Linked DNA regions of Homo sapiens: all the other regions are linked to region 3. The links are chromatin loops, found by intact Hi-C in ENCODE. Cell type or tissue: PC-9. All regions are shown on one strand.

Region 1 (5,000 bases), 55 kb before region 3:
TTTCACTATGTTGCCCAGGCTGGTCTTGAACTCCTGAGCTCAAGTGAGCCACCCACCTCAGCCTCTCAAAGTACTGAGATTATAGGCGTGAGCCACTCTGGCCACAATGGTTTGTTAAAAGGTTTCATTCACACTATGAACAAAATGTATAAAACCTGAGGAAGAAATAAGAAGTGTGCAAGGCCTCTGTGGGAGCTATAAACTATCTACTCAGGGGCATAGATACAAACTATCTCCTCAGAGGCACTGGTGTTGATGTGGTAGGTGTCCTCCATTAAGTGGAGGAATTATCATTATATATTATAGTTCTGAAAATCAGAAATAGCTGCTGAATTTTCCAAAATGCCTTTTGGGCATTCACACAGATCTATTTTTCTTTTTAGATAGAATGATTTGATGGATTTAAATATCTTCACCTTACAATAAACTGTGTCAGGTTTTTCTAAATCTTCCTTTTGGAATTTTTTTTTTTTTAACATGAAAGGTGAATTAACAGCATTAATTTTTCTTGGTCCCTTATTGCGTTATATATAAAATAAGGGTATGTGTGCATGGTTAGTTCTAAAGTTCCTGATAATTTTAACATTCTGTGATCTTATGGTTTTAGACATTTTTTCCCAAGAGACAGGGGCTTGCTCTGTTGTTCAGGCTGGTCTCGAACTCCTGGCCTCAAGGGATCCTCCTGCCCTGGCCTCCCAAAATGCTGGTGTAACAGGCATGAGCCACCGCTCATGGCCAGACTTTTAAACATTTCTAACTCAGAGAAGTGTTTGGATTTTACCTCTTGAATGTGTTGCGCCAATTTGCTTTAGGTACGGGATTTCTAGTTTGTTGAATTCTATTTTACTTACAAAAATTTTTTATATGGCTCCAATCAGATCAAACCAGCCTATGTAGTATCATAGAAGTAACATTAAAATATTGAGAATTTTGAAGGGTTCCAGGTATCCTGAAGACTTTACCGTCACAGGACAAAAACACTTATAGGGCTGTCCTTCCACCAGACCCAGCCTCTGCTGTTCCATTGCCCTTGCTGCCCTCCTCCGTCCAGTTTGTCCGCTACCTTCTTGCTTAGCCAGGATGTGTGTTGTTTGGCATCTGCCTTCACATGGACATTGTGCTGCAGTTGGTTGCTTCTCCAGCTAAGTAAGAACTGTCTGAGGATCCATGTTTATCTTTGCCATCTCCATGGTCTCCAACACTCTGCAGAGTCCTTAGCAAAATGTATGGTTTTAATGAATTGATGGCAGCTGTCCCTTGTATTTCCAGGAAAGTTTTGAATTCTCAGGAGAAAGTAGGTTTGATATTTCAAAACGAATGTGGTTGGCCAAATGTTTTATATTGGGATTAAAGAAATTATTTTAGTACCACAAACTTCCAGAAAGCTTGTCCATAAGAGTTTTTCCTCACCCCACACCACTACAAAAGTGACCCAGAAATCCTGAGCCAGTGGAACTCCCAGGGGGGTGCAGGTATCACTGGGACCTTGCCCACCCTACTGTCTCCTTTCATCCCTGTCCCAGAGACCTAACATCACCATGGTCTCCTTTCCCTCAGTCTTTCATAAGTATTTGTAAATACTCTTTTACCAATATCATTCTTTCTCTGTTATTTTTCCTTTTTAACTGTTGCTCTTTTACTTCAGAAAAATTTTTCTTTTTTCTTTTATGCTCCCCTCATTTCCAACTTCCTGTTCCAAATTAAGCCTAATTATGGTTGAGTGTTAAGATTACGGTTTATGATAAACCTAGAAAGATAAAGTAATACATTTTTATGTGAAACTATATCTAGTAAAGAACTGGTACCAACCACCTCCAAAGCCCTTGAAAATCCCCTTTGTTTTATCTGCCAGAGAATTCATCTCTTTCTCTAATTGGTCCTGCTTTTCTCTCTAGCACAAGCAGCCAAATTTTAAAAAAATCTTGGAAGGTTACATTATAAGCAGTCTAACCTTTTGATCTGTAAGCAGATAAACAGAGTCTATTCATAGTGGTAAAAAACTGTTATGAAAATTATCTGTTTATAGTTATATTTTGGCCTCTTTTGCTCTCCCCTCAGTCGTATGTTATAGTATGCTGAAGATACATGGAATTAATATACTTCCAAACTGGACCAAAAATGTCATATAACAGCCTGTATTTGCAGGTTAACAAAGTATGAGTGAGAGGGGTATGTGGCTCTGAGTGCTTTGTTTGCCTGTTTGTATTTGTGTTTCTGTGTTCCTCCTGCACAACTTCCCTGACAGCCTGTGCTTTATGCTTTCATAGGGATTTTGAATCATAAGGGAAAGAAGAAAGATTGCAAATCAAGAGATACCAGTAATCAGATCAATGATGAAATTTTAGTGTAAACTATACATTAAAATGACTTCTTCTGTAAATTTTGGTATCCAGAACCTTATGCTAACCCTTTCAGATAGAAAACAGGGCTTGAAGTATCACAAACATGCCTTTTTCATTTACTGTTTTTTTCATTACTTAGGTTATTCCTATTTTTTTTTGAGACAGAGTCTTGCGTTGTCACCCAGGCTGGAGAGCAGTGGTGCAATCATGGCTCACTGCAGCCTCGACCTCCCAGGCTCAAGTGATCCTCCTGCCTCAACCTCTCGGGTAGCTAGGACCACAGACGTGTGCCACCTCACTTGGCTAATTTTTTTAAATTTTTAGTAGAGGTAGGGTCTTGCTGTATTGCTCAGGCTGGTCTCATCCCTATTAATGTGAATTCTGGTACCAGCTTTGACTCTGGAGATGCTCTGGGGCTTCTTGATGGCTGTGGTCAGCCCACACCATGGTCATGTGCTTGCCAGCATTCTGGTCATTCCTCTCTTATCTGCTGCCTCTAATCTGTTCCTGTGTGCCTGGAGACTGGTAGCCAAACCTGCCAGAACTGTATACAGACCAGAAGTGCTTCTCCTAGTAGTATGCAGGTGTGGAGTTTAGGGCACAGTCATTTTGAGCTTCTCTGGAGCTCTCTTCCTTTTCCCGCTGATGACATTATCTCAGGTAGCTGAGTGGCCATAGAACTGAGTCTTAGATAAAGTGTCACTGCACAAGCATGTGGTCAGGTGCTGTTCCCCTGCCCTGGCACCTGTGGAAGGTGTGTGGGCCTCCTTTCTGTTGCTTTCTTGTACCACACCACACCCCTTCTGGCCTCAGGGCTCCTGCATGGGCTTCTCTGTGCCTGGATGCTCCTCTCTCAGCGTGTTACAGCTGATCCTCCATGGGTTGACTGCAAGGCCCAGTTTGCACAGGATACTTCCAGTTAACACCTGATTGTGGATCAGTTTACTCCTGTTATTTTTACTCTCAAAAAGTGCCCCAATTTGGAAGATAAAATATACTGTCTCCTACTTAACCATTTCAGGTCTCAGTCCAGTGTCACCTCTTCAGGTAGACCTTTCCCTTTCTCTCTCAGGGGGCAAGTCTCCTGGTTTGCTGTGACTGCAGAATAAACCCCAGGGCTTGGTTGGGCTGAGCCAGGGTTTGCCAGCAGACAAATTCAGGCTTCTTTCTATGTGAGGGCCCATGGCAGGCCAGCGTGGGAGGACGTGAGATGGGAGGGGCAGCCAGGTGCTGGGAGGGTTGGGAGAGACATGGGGAGGAAGAGTGAGGACTGAAGCCAGGGGGAAGAAACATGGAAGTGTGCTGTAAGCTCTGTGCCCACTAGCCCTTGATGAGTTTTAATCTGCTTTACCCCTCAAGGCTGTAAGAGTCAGATCTGAGTGTTTTGAAAATGAGACGGTGTGTGCGATTAACTTGAAGAGAACTGATACAGGAGAGATCTTTGGTGAGGCCTGATTATAAGTGGATGACAAGCTTCATTTTTCCTAGGTGATAGGTTGGACTGTTAGACAAAACTTTGGATTCAGAGAAAAGGCACTCTAGGTGCATTTTGCCTCCTTTCTTTACCTTGATGGATTTTCATGTTGGTCAAATGAAGACTTGGGCTACATCTATGAAATCCCTTCCAATTTTTAGAAGTATATAATTCTGTTGTACGCTCTAGTGAGTCCAGACTATAAAGCATTTTGAATTTTACTATTTCTTTTCCCCTAATTGTGGGCCAGAAAGGAAAATTTCCAAATAAGGATGCACAGTCCACTCTGGGAAACACAGGGAAACAATAACTAGAATACAAGTCTAGCCTTTGCCCTGGCATGAAAAGAATGCAGACTGTTAGCTGACCTAAAGGTTTCTGTTTTATTTCACGTTTAGGTGAAATGGTCAGCTTTGACCATTACTCCCAAAGAAGTTTCTCTCCAGACTTTAAGATATTTGTGCAACATTAAGATGGTTTTATTATCTGTGAGACAGCTGTGGTCACTTTTATTTATCAAAGTGCCATGTTTATTGTATATGTATCAGGAGCAGTGCTGGAAAGCTAAATTTAGAGAAATAAACCTGGGCTCACAAATGATTATGGTGACATTCAGTATACCCCCAATGACACTATCACTATAACATTGCTAGGTCGCCTCCCAGCAGTCTAGCCATCTCAACCATAAAGGAATGGCGAAGTAATGATGGCAACTTGCCTTATTGGAGAGTGTGTAGACTGCCGTTTTAAACTGTAATTGTCAGGATTAGACCTCAACCGTGGTGAAATGTTGGGCATAAAGGTACATGAACAAAGCTAAGTGCAAAGTTGTGTGAATGCTGATTCAGTCTTTGTGAAAGTACAGTCCACAGGACACAAATTGGCAAAATTCATTTGCCTTACAGTGTTTAAAGTTTTTTGAATTATAACATTTTGGGCCTGAGTTCTCCACTTGCTGCAGTTTCTGCCAGCCCCTTTGTTCTTTACTTGGCTCTTGCAAACATTTATTTACCTATTTAGCTCTATAGACAGTTGAAGTTTTTGGTGTTTTTTTTTTTTGTTTTTGTGGAGACGGAGTTTTGCTTTTGTTGCCCATGCTGGAGTGCAGTGGTGTGATCTCGGCTCACTGCAATCTCCACCTCCCAGGTTCAAGCGATCCTCCTGCTCAACCTCCCAAGTAGCTG
Region 2 (5,000 bases), 110 kb before region 3:
TTGTCAAAGGAAGGAAATAACTACATATCTACTATACAGTGATGTTGGGAAAAAGGTCTGTGAATAATTTATATAGACTGTAATGAAAAGTAAGTGACAGTTATTATTCTCCTAGTTATACAAATTGTTTGTCAGTTACTTCATTTAAGTGAAATTAAATTATTTGAGTTAATAGGGTTGAATTTGAAAATTACATTTTGTTTCTGAAGCTTTTATTTTTTTAAATTTATTTTATTTTTTGAGACGGAGTTTCGCTCTTGTTGCCCAGGCTGGAGTGCCATGGCGCTCCACAACCTCCGCCTCCTGAGTTCAAGTGATTCTCCTGCCTCAGCCTCCTGAGTAGCTGGGATTACAGGCTTGCGCCACCACGCCCAGCTAATGTTGTACTTTTAGTTGAGATCGGGTTTCTCCATGTTGGTCAGGCTGGTCTTGAACTCCCAACCTCAGGTGATCCACCTGCCTCAGCCTCCCAAAGTGCTGGGATTACAGGCGTGAGCCACCACACCCAGCCAAGAGCTTTTATTTTTAAATGTCAGTAGTCCTCAACATTTTTGTAGCACCTTTGGACAGCTGATACTTTTGTACATTGTCATGCTGTCCCCAGACTGCCTCATTTGGAATAGGTGAATACCAGTCTATTAGGACAGACCATTAGGAGCAGTGGTATGCAGTGCCTGTCTGTTGCAGGTGTTATCACCTCTACAGTTGTATAGTATTGTTTCGGTAATCATTTCAATATTTGATTGCATTTTGTCTATTTTACATGCGTGAAAACGAGGAAAATGAAAGTGCTGGTTGGGATTACAGCAACTAGTTGTACAGGCTGAACATCCCAAATCCAAAAATTCAAAATCCCAAATGCTTCAAAATCTGAAATGTTTTGAGCACTGACATGATGCTCAAAGGAAATGCTCACTGGGGCATTTTGGATTTTGGATTTTTGGATTAGAGATGCTGAACTGGTAAGTATAATGCAAATATTCCAAAATAAAAAATCAGAAATCCAGAACACTTATGGTCCTGAGCATTTTGGATAAGGGATACTCACCCTGTAGTAATAAGCTTGGGTTTTAAAATCTCAGTACTGCCGGGTGGGGTGGCTTATGCCTGTAATCCCAGCACTCTGGGAGGCCGAGGCAGGCGGATCACCTGAGATATTTGGAGACCAGCCTGGCCAACATGGCGAAACCCCTTCTTTACTAAAAATAGAAAAAAATTAGCCAAGTGTTGTGGCGGGTGCCTGTAATCCCAGCTACTTGGGAGGCTGAGGCAGAAGAATCTCTTGAACCTGGGAGGTGGAGGCTGCAGTGAGCCGAGATTGTGCCACTGCACTCGAGCCTGGGCAACACAGTGAGACTCAGTCTCAAAAAAAAAATACAGTTGATACAAAGATGGAAATTATTTAGTGTGTTAGAAATTAGATGTTCACTGGACTTAAACCAATTTTCTATAGGCTCAGCTGTGAAGGAAAAGAATAAAATTAAAGGAAATTGGGGGACTTCTGGCAATATATAGTTGATTTCCTTTCAGAGGAAATTTCTTTTCACAGGAAATCAACTATATATTAGACTTGTAGGGGGCAGAATTCTTTTTATGCCATGCAAGACTTAGTTTTTGTACTTTTGACTTGGGGACAAGTTTTCTACGATGCATAGCATGGTATTATCTATATTTTATTTCAATTGTATTAATTTTGAGAAAGATTTTTGTCATGAAATTTTAATACAGTGTTGTGATTTTGAACTTACAAGAATTAAATCTATAGTCAGCCTATATTTTATTGCACCCTTTCCTGGGAGCTGATCTGTCCTCAGGGAGAATCCCTGAAATCTACTCCAGGAGAAATCATGTAATCTTTTGGTCGTAATAATTATATTATTGTCTCAGCCTTGCCTAGGGCGCCAACTTGCCATCTGTCATGGGTGGTATTGGAACTGCTTGAATGGGGAGGCATGAGCTTCCTCATTCTTTTCAAGACTATTTCCAGTTTCTGGTTTCCAGGCCTTATGCTGTTCTCTGGGGCTATGCCAAAGTTTGCTCCAACAATAGCAAGAACACAGCAAAAATCACAAAAGGGGCTTCTATTTTTGAGCCCTGCCACCTGCCTGCACTGTGCCGGCTTCTCTGAGCTGCTGTCTCTATTCATGCTCACAATAGCCATAGGAAGAGCATGGTTATTTTATCTAGACCAGGAACCTTGGCTTTGGAAAGGTCAAACCAGTTTTACTTTTTCTCTCCCGTGCCCACCACAGGTTTCCATATGGAACATCCACTTTTTCTAATTGGTTTTATTTCATTAATATTATTCACTTATCTGAATTCCAAAAAAGAATTCTGAATTCTTTTTTTTGTTGTTGTTGTTTTTTCTATAGACGGAGTTTTGCTCTGTTGTCCAGGCTGGAGTGCAGTGGTGCAATCATAGCTCATTGCAGCCTCCAACTTCTGGGCTCAAGCAATCCTCCTGCCCCAGCTCTCGAGTAGCTGGGACTACAGGTGCACACCACCGGGGTCTCGCCATGTTGCCCAGGCTGGTCTTGAACTCCTGGGCTCCTCCTGCCTTGGCCTCCCAAAGTGCTGGGATTACAGACATGAGCCACTGCGCCTGGCCTGGATTCCAGTTCTTATTATTCTTTTTCTCCCTGAGGTGTCCTTTGTGTGTATCTCATGTTACACAGTGGTGTGGCTTTTAGAGAATGAGGAGGTTCCTTGTGTGCAGGGTCCTCCCTGCCTGCCCCAGGGTCAAGTGAAAGGTTGTGGAACCCCCAGAAGGCTGTCAAGGAATCCAGCCACTAGGTGGCAGCCTTGTCAAAAGCACCCACCTTCTCCTCTGCTACAAGTTCTGGTTCTGACAAATGTTTCTGACTTTAGAAACAATGCTTGTATTTATTGATTAATTCAACAAATATCTTTGAGTGGCTACCATGTGCCTGGCACTGTTCTAGGCAAAAGGACTATATGAGTGAGCAGGACAAACATCCCTGCCTTCATAAAGGTACATGAGCAAGACGTGGGAGAGATGAGAAAGCCAGGTGAACAGCTGGAGTGGTGGACATTCCAGGCAGAGATGACGGCTGGCCCGTGTCCCCCACGTCAAGGGAGTGGCAGGAAGACCAGTGGGGCCGCAGCAGAGTGAACAAGCAGTTGGGGAGGAGGATAGAAAGATGGGGGAGCTTGCGAGTCACTGTCAGGACTTTGGATTTTTTACTCTTGACTCCACTGGGGAACTTTTGCAAGGTTTTGCACAGAGCAGTGATATGACCCAACCTCATTTTAAAAGGACTGCTTTGGGCTGCTTGTTGAGAGTGGACAGATGGGGTAAGCAGACCAGCTTGGAGGCTAGGGCTGTGGTCTAGGAAAGAAGTGACCTGGGCTGGGCTGGCAGCCATGGCACCGGGGAACAGCAGCTGCGTCTGGATATATTCTGAAGGGGAGAGCCAGCTGGCTCTCAACTTTCCTGGTTTTTGAATTGTGGAAAAATACACATAATCATTTTTAAGTGTACAGTTCAGCGGCATTAAGTTCATTCACATTGTTGTACAACCATCACCACCTTCCATTTCCAGAACTGTTTCATCTTCTCAAAGTGAAACTCTGTCCCCATTAAACACTCGCTTCCCATTCCCCTTCCCTCAGCTCCCGGCAAGCACCATTCTGTTCTTTGTCTCTGAATCTGACTGCTCTCAGTTCCTCATAGGAGTGGCATCACACAGTGTTTGTCCTTTTGCAACCGGCTTATTTCACTCAGCATAATATCCTCAAGGTACATCCACACTGTAGCATGTGTCAGAATTTCCTTCGTTTTTGAGGCTAAATAATATTTCCTTGTCTGGATATACCGTATCTTCTTTATCCATTCACCTGTTGAAGGACCCTTGGCCTATTTCTACCTTTTGGCTATTGTGAATAATGCTGCTCTGTACACAGGTGTACAGATATCTCCTTGAGACACTGCTTTGACTTTTTGAGGGTATATACCTGGAAGTGGGATTGCTGGATTCTCCTGATGGATTGTAAAGTTGGTGTAGGGTAAGATTTCTGCTCATGTTAGCAGTGGGATGAGTGAGATGAAATCTGATGGGCCTTCCCAAGGGATGAGGAGTGAACGTGGATCTCTTCTGGAGACAGCAGTCGGCTAGAAGGAGGTTCATGTAGCCACATTTAAAACATTTTTAAAACCACGAGACATGGAAGTGCCCATTTAGATGTTTCTTTATATAGCACACGTGGGATCCAAAGACATGTCACTATTTTAAACTGATATCAGTGTTTTCTAAAAGGCAAAATAAATGTGAAGGGCTAGTTTTACTGTGGCCAAACTCTGATGCTTGCAGAATCTCAGACATCTCAGATGGTGATCAGTAAGGGCAAGCAGTCGTGATTGGCTCACTGCCAAGAAACTGTCAGTGTCCTCGCTGATACCTGGACCCCTGCATGCTCCCAGTTACCTGCATCACAACCAGGTAATGCCTGAGGCTCCAACCTGAGACACCTGTCCTCTCTGACATGAGGAGGGAATAACTCTGTCCTCTCTGACATGAGGAGGGGAACTCGTCTAACATGGAAGGTAAGTATTCTTATCCCCATCTGACATGTGAAGAAGCGAAAGCTCCAGGATAGGTAGTGTTCCCAAATTCAAACCCAGGTCCGACTCCAGAGTTCTTTTTTCTGCTACTCTGTTTGTCTCAGGTAGGGAGACTTGTTTTCTTCCCTCATCATCTTTACCTGTTGTAGAATTACTATTACCGGTGACTAGCATTCTTTGCTCACTATGTGCTAACCACTGTTCTCAGTGTGCGATGAATATGGTCTCCTTTAGTCTTTACTACAGCCCTATGAAATAGTATCCTTATTATCATTCCCATTTTATAGATCAGGAGACTGAGGCATAAAGAGATTAAGCAGACTGTCCAAGTCCATGGGATATAAATATTGGTACCAGGACTTGCAGATTAGGAAACAGGGGCTGAAAGAAAACCATGGATGGGTTGGCTTGCTGGGGT
Region 3 (5,000 bases):
TGAGCTGCCTGGAGTTGGAGCAGGGGTGATGCACTTCTGTGGCTACCACTACTGGGACTGTGCTGGGTCAGACCTGAAGCCAGCCCAGCACTGGGTCTCAGTCAAAACTTGTGGTGACTATTGCCTGGCTACTGCTGATGTTTATTCAAGGCCCAAGGGCCGTTTAATTAGCAGATGGGGAATCTAGCCAGGCTTGTATCTTTCCCTTCAGGGTGATGGGTTCCCTTCTAGCCCAGAGTGGGTCTAGAAATGCTACTTGGGAGCTGGGGCCTGGAGTCAGCAGCTTTAGCAGTCTGCTTGGTTCTTTATTTTATTGTGGCTGAGCTGGTATCCAAGTTGGAAGACAAAGCCCTTTACCCTTCCCTCTCCTTTTCTCAAGCCAAAGGGATCTCTGCCAGTGGCCACCGCCACCCCAAGCCTGTGGCAGCACCACTGATGTTTATTCAGGGCCCAAGTTCTCTTTAGTCAGCAGGTCTGGATCTCTCCCTTCAGGTCCACGGTGGGTCTAGAAATGCTGTCCAGGAACTAAGGCCTAGATGGGGGACTTTAGGAGCCTGCTTGGTGCTTTATTTTACTGTGGCTGAGCTGTGCCCAAGTTGCAAGATGAAGTCCCCTTTACTCTTCCCTCTGCTTTCCTCAAGCAGAAGGGATCTCTCCCTGTGGCCACCACAGCTGGGAATGCACTGGGTCACACCTGAAGCCGGTACAGTGTGTGGCCCATGATGAGTACTGTGTGGGTACCACTGATGTTTAATCAAAGCCCAAGGACTCTTTGGTCAGCAGGTGATGAATGCTGCCAGGACTGGGTCCTTCCTTTCATGACAGTGGGTTTCCTTCTGGTCCAGGCTATGTCTAGAAATGTTATCTGGGAGCTAGGACCCGGAATGGGGGCTTCAGGAATCTGCTTAGTGCTTTATTTTACTGTGGCTGAGCTGGTATCCAAGTTGCAAGACAAAGTCCTCTTTACTCTTCCCTCTCCGCCCAGAGCTGTGAGCTGTGCTGCCTGGGGTTGGGGGAAGAGTGGTGCAAGCACTCCCTTGGCTGCTCCAGGTGGTGTCTCACTGGGTCATGTGCACTCCAAGTCCACTGTCTGAGCCCAGCACAGCACCAGGACTTGCCCAGAAATTGCAGCCCTTGTGGCCTAGCCTCTTTCAGATTTACTTAGGACTCCAAAGTGCTTTAGCCCACAGAGGTAGGGCTTGCCAGAACTCAGATTCTCACTGGAATGGAAGATTCCCCTCTGGCTAGGGCTGGTCTAAATGCTCCTTTTATGGGTGCTGGCTGAATTCTGTCCTGTGTTGCTTTCTGCTGTGATGGGACAGCACCAAATTCCAATGCAATCTCACAATCATTGTGCTTTCCCTCCCCCGGGGTGCACAGATGCTGTCTCTCTACCATGTGGTTGCTGCCAAGGGATGAGGGAGAGGGGATGTTGGAGAGTCAAGACGGTCTTTCCTCCCCTCTCCGGTGCATCTTTCCTTGATATGATGTGTTAAAACCAGGCACTGTGATCGTTCATCTGATTTTTGGTTCTTATGAAGATGCTTTCTTACGTGGATAGCAGTTCCATTTGGTGTTCCTGCAGGGAAGCCATTGCTGGAGGATCCTTTTTGGCCATGTTGTTCTGTCTCCAGGTCTCTCCTCCTTTCCTTATCCTTTGTCACAATTTCCCAGTGAATGATCCTGCAGTGCTGCCTCCCAGTGTTCATTCAATCATTCATCAAATATTCATTAAATGCCTCCTGTGTGTGATGCTGTGTAGATACTAGGGGTGCAATGGTGAATTAAACAGACAAGGTCCCTATTCCCATAGAGCTTATAGCCAGAAGGTTTTGCACATGAAATGTAATTGGAAAAAAATTTCATTTCATACAAAGAAACCCCACCCCCAGCGCCAGATTACCTGGTAAATATACAGCTATTTAGTAATGTTAATTAAAGGACTGTAGAAAAGGGACAATGATGTTTATTGCAGCATTTTTGTAATAATAAAATAATATAGTCAAACAGTGGAATACTATGCACCAATTAAAGTAATGACTTAGCATGATGTGTATCAGTGTGGATACATTTCAAAAACACAGTTAAAATGCAGGAGCATAGTAAGCATAGTATTGTAGAGGACAAAGCATATTACCATGTTATAAATGCAGAATAATACAGATACAGTATAATCCACTGCAAAAGCACAATATAGTGTAGCATTGTGTAAAAGGACAATACTATGTATTGTCATGGACACATGCATATATAGTAAAAGTGAAAAACCATTCAAGGATTGACCACATACCAATTTTAGGATAATGCTTATTACTCTCTGAGGTAGGAGGGAAGATTGAGGTTTTAAAAAATTCTTATTAAAGTAAAAAGATTTTGCAAATGTGACAACATTTAACCATTGTTAAGTCTGTTTGGTGCATGATTATTATTTTTGGTGCTTTTCTGTGTATTTAAAATGTTTAACAATTAAAAAATTGAACAGATGAAGCGATTGTGCCGTGCCACTTTTCTGCTTCTGTGTATGTACGTTTTTGTGTGCCTTCCGCCGACATTCTCTATCACATTTTTGCTGTGATAGAGCATGAATGTGATAGAGAATCTTTAGAGTTTCCTCTAAAGAAGCATTGCAGCCCCAAGTATCTTATCTCTAAGGGAACCTGGGGGTGTGCAGATTAGCCTGGCTTCAGGGTTGTTGTTCACAGCTCAGCAGCAGAGGGCGCTGCTCCATAGCAGATGTGCGGTGGGGGTGGCCACACCAGGCAGCTCTCTTGGTGCAGGGCCAGTGCCTCCCAGGGAAGCACTGCTCTCCCAGGGAAGCACTGCTCTCCCCAGCTGTGGGAAAGAGGAATATTTAAGTACGTGCAGATTCCCTCCTGCTTGTAGGAGGGGGCACAGAATCCAGCCATTTGGAAGCATACATCGTGTTTCTCTGACTATTCACAGCCTTGGCTGTTTCTGAGGCTAAGAATGCAAGAAACAGCACATGCCAAGGGCGTCTTTGCTACTATGTCCGTGAGCCTGCTGCTGACTTGTGGGGAGCTTTTCGTAATGTTTTATTTTAGATTGAAGAGGTTCATGTTCAGGTTTGTTACATGGGTATATTGCATCATGGTGGGGCTTGGCCTTCTAGTGTACAGATCACTGTGGGAATTTTTTTGTTGTTAACTGACCAAGGAACCTTCCTTTTATTTTAGGTGGAAAAGGATTATTCATACCTGAAGGAGATATGTGATCACCAAGCCGAACAGCTGAGCAGAACCAGCCTAAAGCTGCAAGAAAAAGCATCAGAGAGTGATGCAGAGATCAAAGACATGAAAGAAACCATATTTGAATTGGAAGATCAGGTGGAACAGCACCGGGCTGTCAAGTTACACAATAATCAACTCATCAGTGAGCTAGAAAGTAAGTGGGGTCTGCCAGGCATGGTGGCTCACACCTATAATCCCAGCACTTTGGGAGGCTGAGGCAGGAGGATCACCTGAGGTCAGAAGTTCGAGACCCAGCCTGACCAACATGGTGAAACCCTGTCTCTACTAAAAATACAAAATTAGCCGGGCGTGGTGGTGGGCGCCTGTAATCCCAGCTACTCAGGAGGCTGAGGCAGGAGAATCACTTGAACGCAGGAGGCGGAGGTTGCAGTGAGCCGAGATTGCGCCACTGCAAAAGAAAGCAAATGAGGTCAAGCCCAGGAGAAATGTGGAATGGAGCTGAGTAGGACACTAAAGAAACCAGCAGCAGTGGGTGACGAGGGGGGGTGGGTTTGACTGTATGTTGGCTGGGGTTTATGAAGTCTCTCATTTGAGTGCGCTGTAATCTCCTAGGAAGAATGTCACCTAAGAAACAATCATTAATCTCCAGTTTAAAAACTAGAGATTAAGAGATCAATGATCATAGCAGTTGAAAACTGGGATGACAGAAGAACAGGCTGTTGAACATGAGTCAGCAGTGTGTAGGTGATTGCGAAAAATAGAAATGCTTTTCATTTTGTTTTTTTTAAGAAGTCTTGCTCTATCACCCTGGCTGGAGTGCAGTGGTGCAGTTGTAGCTCACTGCAGCCTCAAACTCCTGGGCTCAGGTGATCCTCCTGGCCTCTCAAAGCACTGGGATTACAGGTGTGAGCCACCGTATTGAGCTGCAAATGTTTTTTGGCTGTGCTGGATGTGTTTTGTGTGAGCCATGCTACTGCTGCTGTCTCCAGGCAGCCTGATCAGCTTGAAGGCCACATGTTAGGATACTTTAGCTGTGACTGTGAGAGTTCACAGGGACCCTTCCTAAGGATATTTTGCAGGGTAGGAGAAGGTTATTCAGAAGAAATTGCTTGCCAGTCATCAAGTACTGACACTGTGTTATCTCTTGTATCTGACAGAGATGGATGATAGGTATCAGAGTGGATGAACAATGTGTGCTCTTGGTCTAAGGGAGAAAACAATTCCCGCATGTGTCCCATTGGTGGTAGGATATCAAGTAACTTCTAGATGTTTGCCACTTAGTTGCTGAAGAGACATCAGCATATGGCTTATTTATGAACTCATAGTTTGCTTTGAATTGGGAAAGAAATTTTTAAAAGAGATTAAACATTACCTTCTTTGTCCAAATAAGCCTTACCAAATTATCACATCTAATGTGTTTTCTTTTGTAACAAAAGATTTAATGCACAAAGCATTTAGTCACACCAGCCATTACTAAGAATAGCTTGGTCAGTTGCCTGAGAAGTTCCTTACCCCATGCAGTCGATCCTCCTTATTCACAGATTTCACATTGGTGAATTCATCTGCTTGATAAAACGTATTTTAACCCCAAAACCAATACACAGAGCACTTCCACAGTCATTTTCAGACATGCACAGAGAAGTGAAAAGGTTGTGTCATCCAGTGCTTATGTTCCCAACTCGGGTCAGACAGAGACACTTGGCCTTCTCATACTGTACATGTGTCTTTTTTACAGTCTGCTTAATACCATGCTTTTAACATTTTTGTGCTTTTGTTTTTGGTGACTTTGCT
Region 4 (5,000 bases), 71 kb before region 3:
TCTTCTTATAAGGCCACCTATCCTGCTAGATTAGGGCCCCCCACCCTTATGACCTCATTTAACCTTAATTACCTCCTAAAGGCCCTGTCTCCAAATACTATCACATTGTGGGGGGTAGGGCTTCAACATGAATTTAGGAAGGACACAACTCAGTTCACAGCAGATGAATAAGCATTTGCCAGGCAGCTCAGTTATGGACGAGGTGTTGAAACCGACGGAATATAGCAGATATGAAAGCATAGAGGCCTGAAACAATAGGGTGTGTTCAGGGAGCTACAGCTGGCTCAACATTGCTGTAATATAAGTTGGGAGGGAGAACTTCTGAAAGCTGAGGCTAGAACAATAGGGGTGGAGGTGGAGCACATGATTATGAAGGACCTTGGTATACTAAGCTTAGAAGGACTTCATCTTAAGGGTAGAGGGGAGCCACAGGAACTTCTAGGCAGAGGCATGGCGCAGTCAGATTTGCATTTTTGATAATTCAGGTGGAGGAGCAATTTAAGTAGCAGCGAAAGTGGAAGTAGTAAGTTAGTTGGGAAGCTAATGCAGTAGCCCTTGTGAAGCAAAGATGCAGCAAAGACAAGAGAGGCAAAGTCTGGAAAATGTTAAGGTGATGAAATGTGCAGGACTTGACTAGATATTTTAAATGTGGGAGGTGAGAGAGCCATAGGAGTCCAGGTTGGGTTGGGGTCTTACTTGTCCAGTTTCCATAAAGAGACATGTTAATTACTTGACATTTTACAGAATTAGTATATTGACTCATTGATTTCCAAAACTCTTTGAATAAGTATGTAACTGTTCTGTAGATTGAAGTTGTGTCACTCTTACCATGATCACAAACTCAGGCTCTGCCTATCATTTTGGAACTATTTGGGGAAGTCGACCATCTTTTCTGGGCTAGTTACCTTTTTAAAAGGGGAGGGAGTTGCACTTGGTGTCATATGCATTTCTGCTCTAACATTGTTTCCTGCTATTTATTTTCCTTAGTATATTTGCTTGTACATGCTCAGTATTGTGCTGTGTTTTATAGATTACAGAAATAAAACTGTGACTCTTGTCTTTGACACGCTAGTTTTGTGGCAGAAACCAACTCATGGTACTATACTACCACTAAAAAGAAGTAATGTGTATTTAAGGGCTAATTTGTGTCTGCTGCCTGCAGCCTATACATTGGTTCATTCATTTGTTTTCATTCATTTGTTCCGAGTCTCTGTGTTTATAAAGTTTACACTCTAGTGGAGGAACAATAATTAGTAAACATGTAGTATATGGAATGGTGATCAGTGTCACAGAGGCCAGCAAAGTAGGAGAGGGTGTGTGCTGAGGGTCTGGCTTACTATTTAATGTGGTGCGATGAGAGAAGCCCCCTTAGTAGGGTGACATTTGAGCAAAGGCCCAGGGAGTGAGAGAGGGTGAGACATAAGGTCTATGCAGTGTAGGTGTCGGGAGGAAGAATGTTGCAGGCAGAGGGAACACCAAGTGCAAAGGCCCTGAGATGGGAACATGCCCCGCTTATTTGAGGAACAGTGAGGAGGCCGGTGTAGCAACAGCAATGTGAGAAGGGGAAGGTGAGTTCACTGATGGGGGAAGAGGAGGATTATTCAGGGCCTTGGAGGCCATTGTAAGGGCTTTGACTTTCCCTCCAAGTGAGACAGAAAGACACTGGAGCGTTGCAAGTGGGGGTGTGACATGATTTGACCTAGGCTTTAGAAGCATCACTCTCACTGTATGTGCAGAATGGACTATAAAGAGGCAAGGGCAGGAGAAGTGAGACTGGTTAGGAGGCAGTTGCAGTAATCCTGGCAGGAGATGACAGCGGCTTGGATCGGGGGTAGCAGTGGAGGAGGTGAGAAGTGCTGAGATGTAGGGCTATTTATGATACACATACTGACAGGCGTTGTTGAGGGACGAGATGTGGCATGTGAAAGGAGTCGAGGTTTCTGGCCTGAGTCACTGGAAGAACGGAACTGCCACTTATGGAGATGGAGAGGACTATTAAAAAACCTAAGTGGAGGTGTCAAGAGAAGGTGTCAAGAAGGTAGTTGGACAAATGAGTCTGGAGTTAGAAGAGGGAACCAGCCTGGAGATATGTAGATGGTATTTGAAAGCCACAAGTTGGTAAATCAAAGACCAAGAGAGTATATAGGAAAGAGGTCTGTTGGCTGAGCTTTAGTGCCCAGGGTGGGTCAAGATGAGGAGGAACCAACAAAGGGGACTGGGAAGAGGCTTCTAGGGGAGTGAGCAGAAAACTAGGAGAGGGTAGCATCCTGGAACCAAGTGAACACACTGTTTGGAGGCGTTAGGAGTAATCAGTGGTGTCCTACGATGTTGATGCGTGACACCTGAGAATGGACCGTAGTGTTCAAGTGATGCACGAGATAGAACCAGTCATACCACTAATGGTTTTTTTAGTCCTAAATATTTTTACTGCAAGATTTCGTTGTTCTAAGTGTTTTCACTGTCAGATGAAGGATGAAAGTCGTTCAGGGTAATTTCCATTTTAGTAATTTCCGACAGCGGCAGAACAGTTTCTACTTACGATTGGTATGCATTTTTATTATTAGCCATAGTATTCATTTTGGGTGAGTACGTCTTTGTTAGCGTTATTTTTCTTCACCACCTCCTCGAGTTGTTCATCCATTCATTCATTCACCCAAAGAAATGCTTATTAAGCGCCTGTCCTGCGCTAGTCCTAGGTTTCTCTTGTCCTGATAGGTCTAGCTTCACACGAGCAGGATTTTGCCTTTCCGGCGGCACTAGGCTTCCGCCTCACCGCAGTGGGGTTTTTCCAGCCTACCTTGTGCAGCTGCGGTTCTCAGCATCCGCGGGCGGAGGCCTGCAGCCGGTCAGCCGGTGCGTCCCGCCCACGGCGCGGGGCCTTCTGGCAGCCAAGAAGGAAATACAGATGAGGTGGGCGGACAGTATGCAGATGACGGGGGCGGGCCGCGCCTGGCGGGCGGTGTGCAGTTGAGGTGGTCCGGCAGGATGCAGATGAAGGGGGCGGGCCGCGAGGGCGGGCTTGATGCAGATGAGGGGGCGGGGCCCACGGGCGCGGGAGAGCAGCGGCTCCGCCGGCAGCTGCTGGGAACTGGAAGGCGCCCGGTCCTTTCTTTGACTGGAGCGGACCCGCCGGACGCAACCGCCTCGCCAGCCGGAGCCAGCGCGAGCTCGGCACGGTGGACACCCGGTCCGAGGCCGGCAAGCCGGCTGGTGCCCGAGTCGGCCAAGCATGGGCAACCACTCAGGACGGCCCGAGGATCCGGAACCAGGTCTGTGCGGCTGGCGGGGGTCGCGCCGCAGCCGCAACCCCACCCCCCCTCCAGGCGCCCTTCCCCCACCGCCTCCGGCTCGCGGCGCCGACTGGGGCGAGCGAAAGGCTAAGGTCCTGGGGTGTGATTCTTGTCGTTGGAATGCGCCGCTTGGGATTGTGAAATTACCTGTGCCGACGCCGCGACCAGAAAACGCTGCTCGTCCTGAACGCGCACCTGGGCGCCGGGGCCGCCGGGCAGGCACCGCTGGGTCCCTGCCGCGGGGTTCCCCACTCCGCGCCTGGCCTGCGCCTAGACCAGGTCTCCTGAGCGCGCAGGCCGCCCTCGGACTTTCCGGGCGTTTGCGGGGAGGGCGTGCCCCGCGGCCTCTCCCTGTCGGCCGCCGGCCCCGCAGTTTGTGGCGCCCGCGGCTCTGCCCCTCACACTCACGCCAGGGCTGCCCCGCGACTGTTCCTAACCCAGAATAGTCCGTGCTTGTTCTGGGGTGTCGGGCGCGCCTCTGGTTATCCCGTTTTTACTTCCTCAGTCCTGAGTGAGCTTCGTGGAGTCAGTTGGGCCGTAGTTTTCGTCCTCTGGTAGCTCATGTCGGCCCCCAGCAGAGTTAGATGCCGATAAGCAGGGTTGCTTTTAAAAACAAAACGAAACATTTCTGGACTGTCACGTGAAGCAAAAGGGATTTAGTTTTGCCTGAAAAATGGCATCTTGGCTGATAGGAAAGAGGTGGTTGACCTGACTCTGGAGTCCTTGTGGGGGTGGGGGGCCGGTGACAGGTATGTGTTTCTGTGGGAGAGTCAGAACTGTAAATATTTTCCAAAGGCGTAATATTTGAATTTTAATTTGAATGAGGACTTTGAGGCTCTGAGAGGTGAAGCGACTTGTCCGAGTGACCTTTTCCGGAGCTGGGTGCCGTGCTGTAGGACGCTGGGTCGTCCTGGCCTCTGCGCATTGCTTCTCCTTCATCTCCCAGCGCCCCAGCCGCCCCACCTTGGCCCTATCCTCGGGGTGGGGTGGAGGCGGGTGCCTCCCTGACACTTGGGGTACATTGGACTGGTACCACAGCCAGGATGGAAAACTTGGACGGGCTGTCCAAGTTTCTTCACAGGAATACTATGAAGAAAAATTTCAGGGGCCAGCTTACTGCCTAGAGGTGACTTTAGTTACACAGCACTTGTTCAGACTATTTTTTGGGCAGAATAACCAACAATAAGCATATTCATAAAATGAAATATGCATAAAATAAAAATAATATACTTGTTATAAATAACCCTGTTGGTAAAGGATTGGTTCGGTAAAGGATTGGTAACATTTTAAAAACACTTCTCATTAGTTACATGCTTGTCCAGGTATTGTGAAAACCCCTGTGTATTATTTCCTTTGTGTTAAAATTGTGAAAAGAGTTACTCTTGTTACAGCTTTTAAGACTGATTGGATGCCTGTGTTCCAATTTTTTTAGTGACCTTACTTTTTAAAGCACTGTGATGGATAGGACATAAAAAGAATATGTTTATGCCAGTGACTTATTTTATTGTATTTTTCAAAGAATGCATATCATTTCAGAATGGGAACTCTGATTTGCTGCAAATGAAGATACCGGATTTAGGGCATTTTTAAGAGATGGTGTCTCACTATGTTGCCCAGACTGGCCTTGAAGTCTTGGGCTCCAGCACCTCTCCTCCGTCAGCCTCCCAAGTAGCTGAGACTACAGACAAATGCCACCTTGCCTGGCTAGAA
Region 5 (5,000 bases), 620 kb after region 3:
CCTGTCAGAACTCAGAGCGGCATTAGATTCTCATAGGACCAGGAACCCTACTGTTAACTGCGCATGTGAGGAATATATGTTGCACACTCCTTATGAGAATCTAATAACTAATGCCTGATGATGTAAAGTGGAAGAGTTTCACATACCCCCATCCCCACAACCCACTCACCCAGCCATCCCTGGTCTGTGAAAAATTTTCTTCCACAAAACTGGTCCCTGGTGCCAAAAAGTTTGGGGAATGCTGTGTTAAGGTGAAAAAGGGTACATGTGGTAATTGTAAAAAAAAAAAAGTTCGATAAATATAGGAAAAAACTCTAACATCATATGTATATGTGGACATATATACTTACATATACATGATTTTCTGATTTGAAGAATGTATAAAAAATGAGAAAATGACATTGAAAACCTTTTTAAGGATCATTCATAGTTAAATATACTCTCGCTCTCTCTATATGTATATATAATATATATAATATATAATATATGGTATATATTTATTATATACATATAATATATGGTATATATTTATTATATACATATAATATATAATATAGTATATATTATATACATATATGTATATAAGTATATATTATATATTTATATACATATATTATATATTTCATATAACATATATTTATATATGTATATATTATATATAATTATATATTTATATATGTATATATTATATATAATTATATATTCATATATGTATATATAATATATAATACATATTTTATATATATTATATATATACATTTTATATAGACAGGGTCTCACTATGTTGCTCAGGCTCACTCTAGCTCAAGTGATCCAGTCTTGGCCTCCCAAAGTGCTGGGATTACGGGCATAAGCCACTGTGCCTGGCCCATAGTTAAATATCTTAAGTCAAAACTGATCATTCTACTTCCTTTCTCTTCCTCGCTTCATTCTTGAAAGGAATTCAACACTGAAAAAGAGGTGGAGACTTAACTGAGTCATTCACAAATAAGAACTTTAGAAAAGTGAAAAAACATAGTTATATAAATCATTTCCAATGATTTGTTCATCTTTAAAACATAGGCCAATATTTCTACTTTACCCAACTTTACTCAGCTGTAGGATGCAGTCCAGAAACATCTTAGTGTAAGAGTATTTTTTCATAAAATGTAAGATAATTTATTTAAATTGAATGGCTGATCAACCATAAGAATTCCACTGTAAAGTAACCAAAGAAGTACAATTCTTACAAAACAATCATGAAATACTTTTAAGAATTAAAGAAAAAGTAATCACTTTTCACCAAGAATCAAACTTTTAGTTGGCATAGCATAAAATAATTTCTCACACTGGCAAAAGAAAAACCTCCAGAAACCTGCAGGCAAATGTCCTCTCCCCACTCCCACTCCTAAAGAAAATACGGGCTGAACCGAGGCACCATGATCTCTCTTGCCTCTTGGATTTGCTCTCTGTACCACAAAGCTGTCTTCTAGTCTAATCCCACTCATAAAGCTGAGCAAATGGCATACCAAGAAATGGCATACCAAGACAGAGGATCTAACATGTGTTTGACCTTTCTGAAGCATCTCAAGTCCCTGGATTCCACCTCCTGTTCTCCGTATTTTCAAACATGTTCTCGAACATGGGTTTGACCTTTCCGAAGTATCGCTAGTCCCTGGATTCCACCTCCTATTCTATATATTTTGTAATGTTAATGTCCAGTTTCATTGTTAAAATGTGAGTTTCTACCCAAGTTGTTTCTTATTTGTACCTGAAGACTTTGAATAGGCTCTGGCACTCCCAGACATGGGATATCAAACAGATGCAGGCCTTAAGTAGGTCATAGGACTGGACTTACATACAAGTGGCTGTGGCTTGTGAGACTAGGTTGTAGTGGTTTTTTTGTTGTTGTTGTTCTGTTTTTTCATTTTGTCTAAGGACTTGAAAACCTTCAGGGGAGACGTGTGTTAAGATTTGTCTTCTAGTGATCTTCTTTTAAAACACAAATCAATCCTGTTAAGGAATCCATTAAATTACTATTAGTGCGAATGGACTTTTTTAGGTAGCATGGATGAATTCAATGTAAATGCAAATGTAGTATGTGGAAGAAGAGCCATTCTCATTCTATGAACATAGGACAGGGATGAGAATATATATAACCTATAGTTAATGAAAAATATATATTTCTGATTTATGTGAAATCAATTTAAGAGATTACATATATATATTCTATAGATATATGATTTTCATCAGAGCACAGAGGATGAAGAGAGAAGAGAAAAGATAGGAGTGGTGGCTACTAGATCCTCTTGGGGGATTATTTTTAAAAAGGCAGTTTTTTGCCAATAAATGGGCACTAACACCTTCCAATAGATATCCATTGGCTTGCAGAAAAAAAAGTGTCAAAAAATTTATCATTGGAGAAAAGTCAATGTTTCCATTAGTATTAATGTGGCTAAAGATGGCTCAAGGGTAAAATTATTCAAAATACTATGCATCACAATAGTGCCACCCTGTGGACTACTCTCTCTCTCACCCTATGGGGAAAGAGGCTATGTGAAAGGAAAATGAATTTCTAGAGCAGCAAAACAAAATTCTTTATTTTTTTTACATAGAAATTGATTGTGTTTGCTATCAGTGATGTAATTATTTTACAAAGAAGCCCTTGAACTATGGCAGAAATTCTGGATGCTCTGTCACTATGTGTCAATCTCAATATATCAATCATAACGCGTGTGATTTGGGGTTAATATGAAGCAAAAACAAACTTCTCTTAGGTTAAGTATATTTTCCGAGATTTAAACTAGTTTCCTAATTTTTTTCCCCAGGTTTCCAAATTCTTAGTGTAACACCAACCAAATATCAAAAGAGATTATTAGAGTTTCAATAAAATAAATAAAATTAAAGAATAAGTTTATAATTCACATTATTCCATTACATGCATTATTAGAGAGGACATTTCATTAAAGCATGCAAGCTGCATTTTTTTTAAATTTCGACATGTAGATAGTTTAAACTAGAAGCCAGCCAACACTTTGATATAGCATAAGACAACTGGGAAATGTCAGTTGACTAAAGTGGTTATTTGAAGAAAATAAGCAAACACAATATTCTTTTTGTCTATTGATATGTGATGCTGTACTGTTATTGGGCAAACTTTTTAATTAATAGAAAACTCTAATGCTTATGATGACAAAAACACGTTCTGTAAAATAGCACTGTATATGAAAATAGGACAAAAGGGGGAAATTAGAACTCTGAAACCACAGTGTCAATGAACATCACACAGATTGAAGATCACAGTAATGAATGACCAACATCTTTAGGCTGGAAAGAGTGGGAAAAATTAAGAATTTCATGGAGATGTTATTTTCAAAAATAAACTCAATAAAATCACCAAACTCACCATTGGGTTCAGAATGTAACCAATCATCTCTTTCACTTTTATGTTACCTTTGTGGAGTTTTATTAATGGAAATGAAGAAATTTACTAGAAAAACATGATTGTAGGCACTGTTAAATTTACTTTCTCTTTGTATAATTTCATGAGTGACCTGAACTGCTTTGCAGCATCAGTAGGGAAAAAGATAAATATATGAAATTAAAAGGTGAGAATAAATTTAAAAAGTTTTTATCTCTCCAGTGAGAAAGTGATAATCATAATGTTTAGTTAAAGCTATCATCTAACCAAATCCATCAGTACACTGATTTTTTAACTTGAGATTTTAATAATGCTGAAGCATTTCCGTCACCTCAGTATTAGTGCTTCCTTGTTTAAATCTCAAAGGGCCACCATCCAAGGCTGCAAATATACAAATGATAAAATTTTGGTATTTAAGAATACCCATCTTCTAATAGGACAGCCATGACAATAATAATGGCATTGATAGAAGAAAACAAGAAAATTTCAAGAAGATAAATACTAGGGAAAGTTTTTAGATTAACATGCAAGTATGATACCCTCCCTCACAAAAATCTTCATTAACACTAAGCCTGTAAATTTCATAGAATACTTCTTGAACTAGGAGAACTGGAATCACTCATCCTGTTAGAATGCAATTAATTGGAACCTCTTGAACCAGTATCTTGTGTGTTAGGAGTTGTAAATCTCAACTGTTAAGCATCTTCAGGCACTAAACAAGATCTGAATACTAACGGGTTCATTTATTTCACTGATTACTGTATGCAGATATGAAATTCCAGGCACTGATTTTTCATTAAACCACTCTCTTAAGGTTAACTTGGCTCTCTCTTTTCACCTATGAATCCATATGCTTGCCACGAAAATTGTAATATTGATTTTTAACATTTCCCCACAGTTCAAAAATATTGTTTGCAAAAAATCAAGGGCCTTTTCTAACAATTCATGTAATTCCTGTTATTAGCTAATGTGTAAGAGTAGGGAACAATTAAACATACTGTATACAAAATCTTACCATGCTGAATTGCACCCAAGATATTAGTTCAGTCATCCTTCAAATTACCTCACAACTAAAAAGGATCAGATACTTAAATAAAAACTTCAGGCAAGGTAGGAAAGAAGTCTTTTATCATCCCTGTATATTGCAAAAGTGTTCCATTCTCTCGAAATTCACATTATATTTATTAATGAGCAGCACATGGAAAGAAAGAAAATGAGAGAAAGAGAAAGAGAAGGAAGGAAGGAAGGAAAGAAGGAAGGAAGGAGAGAAGGAAGAGAAGAAAAGATAAAGAAGGAAAGAAGTCAGGATGGTAGGAAAGTGAGAGACAGAAAGAGGGCTAGAGCTAGAGATAACGATGAGAGAGATAAAAGAGATAAACTCTAATGTCTTTGATATCCCCCAATTTAAAAGAGAAGGATGTGACCCCCCCCCGTTTACATATAATGGAACAAGCCAAGTCTCCATTTACTACATGTGGACAGTAAGAAAACTTGCATGGGGAAAACTTTTGGGGGGAAATGAAGGTGATTTCCGAGCTGCTACTGCAGTTGTATATGACACTGACATTTATTTCCTATAATTCTTGCCCACAGGAAACAC
Region 6 (5,000 bases), 230 kb before region 3:
AGCCAGAATTCAAAATCAGATCTGGGTGAGCCCAAAGCAGGAGTTGGCAAACTAAGGATCATGGGCCAAATCCAGCCCACTCATTGTCTGTTTTGGTAAATAAAATTTTGCTGAAACAAAATCAGACTCACTCATTTACATAACCCTGATGGCTGCTTTCAAACTACAATAGCGACATTGAGTCCCTGCAAACAAGTCTATGTGGCTCTCAAAGCCTAAAATATTTACTATCTAGCCCTTTATAAAAAGTTTGCTTGTAAACGTTTTTGTTTTTATAGAAAAACTCCTGCTTGGAAGCCTGTTTTTCTTGCCACTTCATCTTTCTTCTTCTCTGTATGCCACTGCTATTATAGTATTGAAGTTGTCACTCTTGCTCCCAGCAGGTGGAAGGACAGCATGCTTCTCATGAAAAGGACCTCAGTAGGACACTCACAGAAGTCCGGGCAACTGGGACAGAGACCACGACCCCCAGGAAGGGAGTGGTCAATCAACACAGGGATCACCAGTACAGGAGCCTCTGTTTGGAAGGAAGGTCAGAAAGATCCTGTGGCCTTGCTCTACCAATTTTTGGCAGCCTGCCTGGCCACATCCCTACCTCCCAGAGGCCCATGCTCTGATTCCTGGATGTCACCCTGTTCTCTGCAGGTGCCAGCAATGTTGCTTTTGCATACTCCCAGGGGGCACTATCCACATGTTCCAGGGACTCCATCTACATAGTTACCCTGGGTGCTATAATTACCTGGGTGTGTCTGGAGTGGGTGGGAGAGAGGGGTGTGGCTGTTCTTGGGATCTGCAGTAAAAGACTCTGTTTAAAGGGTTCTGAGAGAGGAGGCTGCGTCGTGGGGTGTAAAGGAGGGAGCTGGGACTCTGCAGCTTTTGGTCTTTGCAGAGCAGTGGGACTTGAGGAGGTAGAGGAGGAAATCCTGGGAAAGAGGTTGAGGGCACTGTCACGAGAAGACAGTGCAAAGCTACACACACCCAGACCACATAATATGAATATTATATAGAGTTTATTGGGGGCAAAGCCTATATGCGGTGAGGTCTCAGAGCACCCTGCTATGCCCGAGTCAGCCTAAGCCACCAAGGATGACCCTGCAGTCAGACCACGTCTGGCTATTGACTCAGTGCAGTGAGAGGGACTGCACGTTGAGCGACATGGAGATGGCTCAGCACACAAAGGTCAGCAAAGAGTTATTCCAGGACTTGAGGGTGATGTGAAGTTAAGGTGACAATTAAATGAAGCAGGCTCATAGCAAACCAGGCTGTGTGTTGTGAGTCAACATCAGGTGTGGGCTGGGAAATGGACCCAGGGTCTTGTTTCTTTGGAAATAATAATTTTTTGTTTGTTTGTTTTGAGATGGAGTCTCACTCTGTTGCCCAGGCTGGAGTGCAGTGGTGCCATCTTAGCTCACTGCAACCTCCGGCTCCTGAGTTCAAGCAATTCTCCTGCCTTAGCCTCCCCAGTAGCTTGGATTACAGACAAGTGCCACCATGCCCGGCTAATTTTAGTATTTTTAGTAGAGATGAAGTTTCACCATGTTGGCCAGGCTGTTCTCAAACTCCTAACCTCGGGTGATCCACCCACCTCAGTCTCCCAAAGTGTTAGGATTACAGGCGTGAGCCCCCGCATCCAGCCTTTTATTCCTTTTTAAAGGCTGAATAATATTCAATTGTACATATATACCACATTTTGTTTATCCGTTCACCTGCTGACAGACACATGTTGCTTTTGTGTTTTAGCTAGTGGGTCAAAGTTAATACTGCTATGACCATACAGGCACAAATATCTCTTCAAGACCTTACTTTCAATTCTTTTTTTTTTTTTTTTTTTTTTTTTTTTGAGATGAAATCTTGCTCTGTCACCCACGCTGGAGTGCCCTGGCATCATCTTGGCTCACTGCAACCTCAGCCTCCCTGCGCACACAGTTCGGTACTACATATATCCTCTAGGTGGCAGCATAACCCTCAATATAAAAACCCATTCTGAGCCCCGCGCGGTGGCGCGCCTGGAATCCCAGCTGCAGCTACTCTGGAGGATCGCTAGAGCCCAAGAGCTGATGCAATGCTCCAGGACTGCACCTGTGAACAGCCACTGGCACTCCAGCCTGGGCAGCAGCGAGACCCCGTCAATAAACAAACAAACCACCCGATTAGGCGCGGTGGCTCACTTCTGTAATCCCAGCACTTTGGGAGGCCCAGGCGGGTGGATGGCTTAAGCCCAGGAGCTCGAGACCAGCCTGGGCAGCATATAGAGACCTCATCTCTACAAAGAATTAAAAAATTAGCTGGGCATGGTGGCACGCGCCTGTGGTCCCAGCTACTCGGGAGGCTGAGGTGGGAGGGCCACCTGAGCCCAGTTTGGAGGCTGCAGTGAGCCGCAATCGCATCACTGCACTCCAGCCTGGGCGACAGAGCCATACTGTCTCAAAAATAAATAAGTAAATAAATAAATAAAACATAAAAACTATTTTGGGATCCTGACCCTTTGGTCTTTGAACTTCTCTCTCTTTTCTTTCTTTCTTTTTTTTTCTTCTTCCTTCCTTCCTTTTCTTTTTCTTTCTTTCTTCCTTCCTTTCTTCTCTTTCTTTCTTTCTTTTCTTCTTTCCCTTTTTTCTTTCTTTTTGAGAGAGGGTCTCATTGTCACCCAGGGTAGAGTGAGAGGCACTATTACTGCAGCCTTGAACTCCTGGGCTCAAGCGATCTTCTTACCTCAGCCTCCCGAGTAGCTAGGACTACAGCTGCATGCCAGCACACCTGACAATTAATTTTTTTTTTTTTTTTTTTTTTTTGAGACGGAGTCTCACTCTCTCCCAGTCTGGAGTGCAGTGGCGCAATCTCGGCTCACTGCAAGCTCCGCCTCCCGGGTTCACGCCATTCTCCTGCCTCAGCCTCCCGAGTAGCTGGGACTACAGGCGCCCGCCACCACGCCCGGTTAATTTTTTGTATTTTTTAGTAGAGATGGGGTTTCACCGTGTTAGCCAGGATGGTCTCCATCTCCTGACCTCGTGATCCACCTGCCTCGGCCTCCCAAAGTGCTGGGATTACAGGCGTGAGCCACTGCGTCTGGCCAAAAAAAAATTTTTTTTTATAGAGACAGGGTCTCGCTATGTTGCTCAGGCTGGTCTCAAACTCCTGGGCTAAGGCACCGTCTCGCTTCAGCCTCCCAAAGTGTTGGGATTACAGGTGTGAGCCACCAGGCCTGGCCTGGCCTGAATTTTCTTTTTTCTTTTTTTTTCTTTCTTTTTTTCCTTTCTTTCTTTTTTTCTTTTTTTTTTTTGAGACAGAGTCTTGCTCTGTCTCCCAGGCTGGAGTGCAGTGGCCTGCTCTCACTCGCTGCAACCTCCCCCTCCCGGGTTCAAGCAATTCTCCTGCCTCAGCCTCCTGAGTAGCTGGGATTATAGGCATGCGCCACCATGCCCGGCTAATTTTTCTGTTTTTAGTAGAGACGGGGTTTCACCATGTTGGCCAGGCTGGTTTCGAACTCCTGACCTCGTGATCTGCCTGCCTTGGCCTCTCAAAGTGTTGGGATTACAGGCGTGAGCCACCGTGACCAACCGAATTTTCTTAGCACTTTTCTTTTTAAATGCCAAAGGATGGAACCCAGAACTGTGAGCTTCCTTCAGCTCTGTCAGTGGCTTATCTCAACATGAGCTAAATGTACAAAGGTGCTCTTCCTATCTTACTGCTGTGATCGTTGGTCCCATGTTTTGACTGCTGGATTGATTTCAGTAAGGACTCAGGGTATAGATTCTAGCCTTCCTTGAAGGACAGATGTCCTCTCAACTAAACTAGAAGCACACTATAACTCTACAATTTTTGAATTCTTTTTTTTTTTTTATTTTTTTTTTGAGACGGAGTCTCACTCTGTCACCCAGGCTGGAGTGCAGTGGCATGATTTCGGCTCACTGCAACCTCTGCCTCCCGGGTTCAAGCGATTCTCCTGCCTCAGCCTCCCAAGTAGCTGGGACTAGAGGTGTGCGCCACCACGCCCGGATAATTTTTGTATTTTTAGTAGAGATGGGGTTTCACCATGTTGGTCAGGCTGGTCTCGATCTGCTGACCTCGTAATTCTCCTGCCTTGGCCTCCCAGAGTGCTGGGATTACAGGCGTGAGCCACTGCGCCCAGCCCCGGCCCTCTTTTTTTTTTTTTTTTTTTTTCGAGGTGGAGTTTCGCTCTTGTTGCCCAGGCTGGAGTGCAGTGGTGCGATCTCGGCTCACTGCAACCTCTGCCTCCCGGGTTCAAGTGATTCTCCTGCCTCAGTCTCACGAGTAGCTGGGATTACAGGTGTCCGCCACCACCCCCAGCTAATTTTTTGTATTTTTAGTAGAGTAGGGGTTTCACCATTTTGGCCAGGTTGGTCTCGAACTCCTGACCTCAGGTGATCTACCTGCCTCGGCCTCCCAAAGTGCTAGGATTATAGGTGTGAGCCACCACACCCGGCCCCCATTTTTGTATTCTTAGTCTCTGGAGCACAGTTGGTTGAACAAATGAATGAATGAATGTATTACCACAAGGACTACACAAGGCTAGGCATTGCCTGGCTTGGAAAGAGTCTTTAAATTGCTATTATTTATGGAAACTTCAGTGCACCAGCCAGATTTCTTGGTTGCAAGCAACAGAAATAAACTCTGGCTCTCTTTTTTTTTGAGACGGAGTCTCATTCTGTCACCCAGGCTGGAGTGCAGTGGCACGATCTCGACTCACTGCAAGCTCCGCCTCCTGGGTCCACGCCATTCTCCTCCTGCTTCAGCCTCCCGAGTAGCTGGGACTACAGGCACCCACTACCACGCCCAGCTAATTTTTTTGTATTTTTAGTAGAGACGGGGTTTCACCGTGTTAGCCAGGATGGTCTCGATCTCCTGACCTTGTGATCCACCTGCCTCGGCCTCCCAAAGTGCTGGAATTACAGGCGTGAGTCACCACGCCTGGCCAACTCTGGCTCTCTTAAGCATAAAGGGAGTTTATTGGAATGGCATGGCAGTAGAATCATGAGAGTTTG

What was found. Hi-C counts contacts between places; a loop is a spot of excess contacts. Peaks named below come from ENCODE experiments on the same cell type or tissue, not always from the same donor. Only the 100,000 strongest peaks of a DNase experiment are listed, where the experiment ranks them.
Region 1: a loop joins it to region 3, with 4 times the contacts of the local background. A loop is called at or near these places in 5 of 110 quality-filtered maps.
Region 2: a loop joins it to region 3, with 8 times the contacts of the local background. A loop is called at or near these places in 72 of 110 quality-filtered maps.
Region 4: it touches region 3 in a loop (4-fold over the local background); 9 of 110 quality-filtered maps call a loop at or near these places.
Region 5: a loop joins it to region 3, with 7 times the contacts of the local background. A loop is called at or near these places in 14 of 110 quality-filtered maps.
Region 6: it touches region 3 in a loop (5-fold over the local background); 42 of 110 quality-filtered maps call a loop at or near these places.

What each region holds. Positions count from the first base shown.
Region 1 is chr17:20,169,066-20,174,065 of GRCh38, forward strand. The region is part of intron 3 of SPECC1 (sperm antigen with calponin homology and coiled-coil domains 1); the gene reads left to right. Among named protein-coding and RNA genes, the nearest start is that of SPECC1, 160 kb to the left of the region's middle. In PC-9, no CTCF peak of the experiment used is centred here; a DNase peak (open chromatin) is centred at 2,876; H3K27ac peaks cover 3,975 bases.
Region 2 is chr17:20,119,021-20,124,020 of GRCh38, forward strand. All of the region lies in intron 3 of SPECC1 (sperm antigen with calponin homology and coiled-coil domains 1), which reads left to right. Among named protein-coding and RNA genes, the nearest start is that of SPECC1, 110 kb to the left of the region's middle. RefSeq lists a silencer at 3,924-4,149. In PC-9, CTCF peaks have their summits at 2,787 (motif pointing right) and 2,989; no DNase peak of the experiment used is centred here.
Region 3 is chr17:20,224,219-20,229,218 of GRCh38, forward strand. SPECC1 (sperm antigen with calponin homology and coiled-coil domains 1) reads left to right here. Exons shown (of 15, transcript NM_001243439.2): 5 at 3,195-3,402. Among named protein-coding and RNA genes, the nearest start is that of FAM106B, 190 kb to the right of the region's middle. In PC-9, CTCF peaks have their summits at 1,725, 1,932, 2,705 (motif pointing right) and 2,912; no DNase peak of the experiment used is centred here; H3K27ac peaks cover 1,251 bases.
Region 4 is chr17:20,152,968-20,157,967 of GRCh38, forward strand. All of the region lies in intron 3 of SPECC1 (sperm antigen with calponin homology and coiled-coil domains 1), which reads left to right. Among named protein-coding and RNA genes, the nearest start is that of SPECC1, 150 kb to the left of the region's middle. RefSeq lists silencers at 2,817-2,926, 2,937-3,386, 3,397-3,606. In PC-9, no CTCF peak of the experiment used is centred here; DNase peaks (open chromatin) are centred at 2,914 and 3,434; H3K4me3 peaks cover 2,814 bases; H3K27ac peaks cover 2,294 bases.
Region 5 is chr17:20,846,550-20,851,549 of GRCh38, forward strand. No RefSeq gene overlaps it. Among named protein-coding and RNA genes, the nearest start is that of CCDC144NL-AS1, 19 kb to the right of the region's middle. In PC-9, a CTCF peak has its summit at 2,510 (motif pointing left); no DNase peak of the experiment used is centred here; H3K4me3 peaks cover 32 bases.
Region 6 is chr17:19,990,985-19,995,984 of GRCh38, forward strand. No RefSeq gene overlaps it. Among named protein-coding and RNA genes, the nearest start is that of AKAP10, 16 kb to the left of the region's middle. RefSeq lists enhancers at 1,729-2,262, 3,734-4,235, 4,236-4,735. In PC-9, a CTCF peak has its summit at 1,991 (motif pointing right); a DNase peak (open chromatin) is centred at 2,007; H3K4me3 peaks cover 359 bases; H3K27ac peaks cover 373 bases.